2 separate regions of the Homo sapiens genome follow, and region 1 is linked to region 2. A link is an interaction called in ENCODE POLR2A ChIA-PET data of the cell type or tissue named here. Cell type or tissue: GM12878. All regions are shown on one strand. Each heading gives the region's core, and the rest is flanking DNA. Links, peaks and the distances in the headings are about the cores only. Region 1 overlaps NSMCE1-DT (NSMCE1 divergent transcript). Region 2 has its middle 3.2 kb from the start of IL21R.

What was found. Peaks named below come from ENCODE experiments on the same cell type or tissue, not always from the same donor. Only the 100,000 strongest peaks of a DNase experiment are listed, where the experiment ranks them.
Region 1: POLR2A ChIA-PET joins it to region 2 with 11 read pairs; 3 of 35 experiments call an interaction of 5 or more read pairs at or near these places.

The regions. Positions count from the first base shown.
Region 1 is chr16:27,272,787-27,275,702 of GRCh38, reverse strand. The region is part of intron 1 of NSMCE1-DT (NSMCE1 divergent transcript); the gene reads right to left. Among named protein-coding and RNA genes, the nearest start is that of NSMCE1, 5.5 kb to the right of the region's middle. In GM12878, for the core only: no CTCF peak of the experiment used is centred there; a DNase peak (open chromatin) is centred at 1,665.
Region 2 is chr16:27,397,480-27,400,395 of GRCh38, reverse strand. No RefSeq gene overlaps it. Among named protein-coding and RNA genes, the nearest start is that of IL21R, 3.2 kb to the left of the region's middle. In GM12878, for the core only: no CTCF peak of the experiment used is centred there; a DNase peak (open chromatin) is centred at 1,265; H3K4me3 peaks cover 748 bases; H3K27ac peaks cover 2,279 bases.

The DNA of each region.
Region 1 (2,916 bases), core at 324-2,823, 120 kb after region 2:
TTTGTATGATTTTCTTGATCAATCTTACATGAAGTTTTTCTATTTTATTAGTCATTAAGAGAACACCAGCTTTTGGCTTCTATAATCAACTTCATTTTCTTTTGTTCTTTGTTTTACTCATTTCTGCTTTTTCATTCTTATTTCCTTCCTTCTGCTTTCTCTGGGTTTCTGTAGTTGTTATTTTTCTAACTTTTAACAATTAACTCCCTTACATTTTTTCTTATTTTGTAAGAAGTATAAAGCTATAAGTCCCCCTCTAATTATTATTATTATTATTATTATTTTTATTTTGAGATGGAGTCTTGCTCTGTCACCCAGGCTGGAGCGCAGTGGCGTGATCTCAGGTCACTGCAGCCTCCGCCTCCAGGGTTCAAGCGGTTCTCCTGCCTCAGCCTGCTGATTACCTGGGATTACATGCATCCACCACCATGCCCGGCTAATTTTTGTATTTTTAGTAGGGACGGGGTTTTGTCATGTTGGCCAGGCTGGTCTCGAACTCCTGATCTCAGGTGATCTGCCCACCTCAGGCTCCCAAAGTGCTGGGATTACAGGCGTGAACCCCGTGCCCAGCTAATTATTTAGTTGGATCCCACATGTTTTATGATGTCAGGTTTTCATTGTCATTTATTTCCAAATATTTTATAATTTCCATATTGGTTTTCTTTTTAATCTGAATGTTTTCAGTTTCTAAACATGTGTTCTTTTTCTTTTAAAAATGTATGATAAAATCTTTCAACATATAAAAAATATAATACCTGTGTACATGGTCCTGTACTCAACACCTCACTTAAGAAATAAAACTCGAATATATGCTTATAATTTTTAATTTTAATTTTAATTTTTATTTTTTTGAGACAGAGCTTTGCTCTTGTTGCCCAGGCTGGAGTACAATGGCACGATCTTGGCTCACTGCAACCTCTGCCTCCTGGGTTCAAGGAATTCTCCTGCCTCAACCTCCTGAGTAGCTGGGATTACAGGCACTCACCACCATGCCTGGCTGATTTTTTTGTATTTTCAGTAGAGATGCGGTTTCATCATGTTGTCCAGGCTGGTCTCAAACTCCTGACCTCAGGTGATCCACCTGCCTTGGCCTCCCAAAGTGCAGGGGTTACAGGCGTGAGCCAGTGCGTCCGCCCAATTTTTAATTTTTAAAAATTCGTAAGTAATAGATGTACGTGGTTAAAAAAAAAAGTTCATTCTGACTTCCTGGCCCCTTCCTCAGAAGCAGCTGCAGTTACTAATTTAAGGTGTATTGTATCTACACCTTTTTGGCTCTCTTTTTGTTGTTGATGTTTAATTTTACCACATTGCGGTTTGTGAATGTGGTCTATAGATTCTTTGGAATTCATTTAAGCTTCCTTTGTGGCCCAGTACATAGTCAATTTCTGTAAAGAATAGATATACCAAAGTTTTTTTTTCTAAAATACAAGCCTGATCTCATCACTTACTTTTCATAAGCTTCTGTGGTCTTCGGGTGAAAGACCAACACCCTCAGCATATTATTTCCCGAAGCTTCCTCTCTAGCCAAGGCCTTGGCCCTCGCCTTGTGGTCAACAAATTTATGTACTCATAGCTCTCATGCATTTTAGGGTCAGCTTTGAGAAGTCTGAACCATCAGAGCTGTCCAGGAATAGAGAGTCCAAAGTCTGGCACTTCAAAGGCCCAATAAATACTCACAGAGCCCACTAGGGAATGAGCCGTCCTCTGAGTCATACTGAGGCAGGACTGTCACCCCATGGGGGACCACTCTGCATGATGAACTTCGATCCTTACTCACTACTTGTTCCTGCTGAACGAGATTCACCTCATAGAGGCCTCTGATTGCTGTACTGCTTCCATTTTAATTTGTCAGCACTTTCCCTTCTTTTTATTTTTGCCAGATCCATAGTGGATCACTTGACAGTAGCATTCTCCCGTCACTTGGCCTTCTATGAATCAGTTGCTTAACCCCAGCTAAGGCCCACTTCAGTATGAATCCAGGCTGAGCTTCTGCTCTGAAGCCCCCAGGATGGGGATGGGGGTGTTGAGGGAGGGATCAGATAACCAACTGTCATCTCTACACATTTCTGGTTTCAACCTCAGCTAGGAACTCATCTCTGCATTGTCGTCAGCGTCTCTTCCAAACCTTTTGATCCATTCCCCTTAAATCCCTTAGCATCTCCTCAGCACCTCCCAACCTTTTTTTGGGATAGGCTGGTGTGCAGTGGCACCATCCCTCAACCTTAACCTCAACTGTAGCCTCAACCTCCTGGGCTCTACCTCCCAGGCTCAAGCCATCCTCCCACCTCAACCTCTCAAGTAGCTGGGACTACAGACACATGCCACCACACTCGGCTAATTTTTAATTTTTTTTTTGTAGAGACGAGGTCTTGCTGTGTTGCCCAGGCTGGTCTCGAACTCCTGATCTCAAGCAATCCTCCCACCTCAGCCTCCCAAAGTGCTGGGATTACAAGTGTGAGCCACCACGCCAGGCCCTCTTCAGCCAAAGATTGATACTGTTTGCTACCTTACGGAGAAAACGGAAAACATCAGGAGTGAGCTTTTTTTAGCCACTTTCACCTCTTTTCCTGCTGTTTCAGAAGTGTCTCTTCTCTTCTCTAGGTTAACAGTAATCCTGTCGCTATACACCTTTGACCCCATCCCTTTTTGTCTGTTTTTTTTTTGGTGTTTTTTTTTTTTTTTTTAAGACAGAGTCTTGCTCTGTTGCCCAGGCTGGGGTGCACTGGCACAGTCTCGGCTCACTGCAACCTCCACCTCCTGGGTTCAAGACATTCTCCTGCCTCAGCGTCCAGAGTAGCTGGGACTACAGGTGTGCGCCACTACGCCCGGCTAATTTTTTGTATTTTTAGTAGAGATGGGGTCTCACTATGTTGGCCAGGCTAGTCTCAAATTCTTTTTTTTTTTTTTTTTGAGATG
Region 2 (2,916 bases), core at 184-2,683:
GACCACTTGAGCCAAGGAGCTGAAGGCTGCAGTGAGCTATGACTGTAGTGCTGCACTCAAGCCTGGGCAACAGAGCAAGACTCTGTCTTCAAAAATAAAATCCCCAAAATGAAAAAGAATGAGTCTAGAAGATAGTTATCATCATCATCATCATCGTCCCTGTTTTACAGATGAGGAAACTGAGGCTCAGAGAGGTTAAGTGACTTGTCCAAGGTCACACAGCTGATGAGTGCCAGAGTTGGGATTTGAACTCAGTCATTTGGGCTCCAGAGCCCGCACTCTTAACTCACTACACTGCTCTGGGGTGTGTATGAAAACAAGGATATTCAATTTCTCCTCCCTCCCTCCTGCCTGCCTTCTTTATCTACCTGCTTTCTACCCACCCACCTACCTATCCACCCATTCATTCTTCTCTGCACCCACCCACCCAGCCATTCCTTGCTTCCTCCCCCTAATATTTATTGAGCAGGCTCAGAGAGGTTAAGTGACTTGTCCAAAATCACGCAGCTTGGCTACATCCTGGGGCTAGCCCACAGAAATATACACACAGTGACAGCCCCCATGGAGCCTATATTCTAGTAGGGAGAGTTAGACAAAAAGAAGTAACAGACAAACTCAATGTAAACTGTACTAAATGTCATAGAAAACCAATGAGAGATCAAGGTTGTGACATTTGGGGGTACACTAGGTGCTAAGAAGTGCCCAGCCATGGGAAGAACATTATCGGCAGAAGGATCTGCAAGTGCAAAGGCACTGAGGTAGGAAAGAATGTGGCTGGCTCCAGGAACTTGAGAACAGCATGGCGTAATACAGTGAGCAAATGGAGGAATAGTAGAAGGTGAAGGCACGGAAATCACACATCTACACCACATGGGACCTCACGGTTTTGGGTGAGGAAGGTAGATTGTTCCAAAGGAAATGGGAAGTCATCATTGGAGGGTTTCATCTTAAGAGTGGCTTAATCCAGTTTACATTTTCAGTTCAGGCCAGGAGTTGGGGAATGGGTGGGATCAGCAGGGGTCACAGTCCCTTGGTGCTTAAAAAGTAGATGCATTTGGAGCTGCCAGGCCCATGTCCACTGGGGTAAACATGAGTCCCCTCAGAAATAGACATGTGGTCCCTTGAGGGGTTCCTCTGGGTCTGTAAATGTCTCATAAGTATGGCCTCTATACCCTTGGAAGGAAGGTGCCATAGGATCTCAGCGGCCCTCCAACCATGCCTCAGTGCTGATAGCTGGTCAGCGGGGAGGAAGTGGTCACATTTGCATTTCAGCCAAGGGGCCTCCTGGGAAAAAATAATTGACACACCCCCTCCCTCAACCCATTTCCTCTTTTTTATTTTTATTTTAAGAGCTTTATTTAGCTATGTTTTACATAACATAAAATCAAGCCACTGTAAATGTACAGTTCAATGATTTTTAGTGAATTTATCGAATTGTGCAATTATAACCACGATCCAATTTTAAAACAATCCCATCACTCCTGAAAGGTTCCTTGTGCCTGCTTATAGTCAATCTCCATTCCCATTCCCAGGGCCACTCGTCTACTTTATGCCTCTACTGATTTTGCTTTTTTTTTTTCCTAGGCATCTCATATCAATATGTTGTCTTTTGTGTTTAGTTTCTTTCAGCATCGCGTGTTTGGGGTTCAACCACGTTGTAGCGTGTGTTGGCACCACATATCTAAAAATCCATTTTTAGGCCAGGCGCGGTGGCTCATGCCTGTAATCTCAACACTTTGGGAGGCCAAGGTGGGCGGATCACTTGAGATCAGGAGTTCGAGACCAGCTTGGACAACATGGTAAAACCCCGCCTCTACTAAAAAATACAATAATTAGCCTGGTGTGGTTGCACACGCCGGGAGATTGAGACCAGCCTGGCCAACATGGTGAAACCCTGTTCTACTAAAAATACAAAAATTAGTTAGGTATGGTGACGTGCACCTGTAGCCCTAGCTACTCAGGAGGCTGAGGCAGGAGAATTGCTTGAACACGGGAAGTGGAGGTTGCAGTGAGCAGAGCTAGTGCCACTGCCCTCCAGCCTGGGAGACAGAGCGAAACTCCATCTCAAAAAAATAAAAAATAAAAATTGATTTTTATTGCTGAAGAATATTACATTGCATAGATATGCCACATTCATTTATCCTTTCATGAGATGATGGACATTTGGAGTATGTCCACTTTTTCCTTTACTACAAACAAGCATGCTATGAACACTTGCATGCGAGTCTTTGTGTAGACATGCATTTTCAAATCTTTTGGATATATACCCAGAAGGAGACTTGTTGAGTTAAAGGTAGTTTAACTTATTAACTTTTAAATAAGTTTAACTTATTAAGAAACTGACAAACTGTTTTTCACAGCAGCTGCCCTGTATTATATTCCCACCAGCAATGTCTGAAGGTTCCCATTTCTCTACGTCCTTGACAATATGTATTTTCTTTTTTTTTTTTTTCTTTTTTTTTTTTTTTTTGAGATGGAGTCTCGGTCTGTCGCCCAGGCTGGAGTGCAGTGGCGCGATCTCGGCTCACTGCAAGCTCCGCCTCCCGGGTTCACGCCATTCTCCTGCCTCAGCTTCCCGAGTAGCTGGGACTACAGGTGCCTGCCACCACGCCTGGCTAATTTTTTGTATTTTCTTTTGTAGAGACGGGGTTTCACCGTGTTAGCCAGGATGGTCTCGATCTCCTGACCTCGTGATGCGCCCGCCTCGGCCTCCCAAAGTGCTGGGATTACAGGCGTGAGCCACCGCACCCAGCAGACAATATGTATTTTCTGTTGGTTTTTATTATAGCCATCCTAGCGGATGTGAAGTGGTATCTCATTGTGGTTTTGATTTGCATTTCCCTAATGGCTAATGATGGTAAGCATCTTTTCATGTGCTTGGTAGTCATTTGCATATCTTGTTTGGAGTAATGTCTA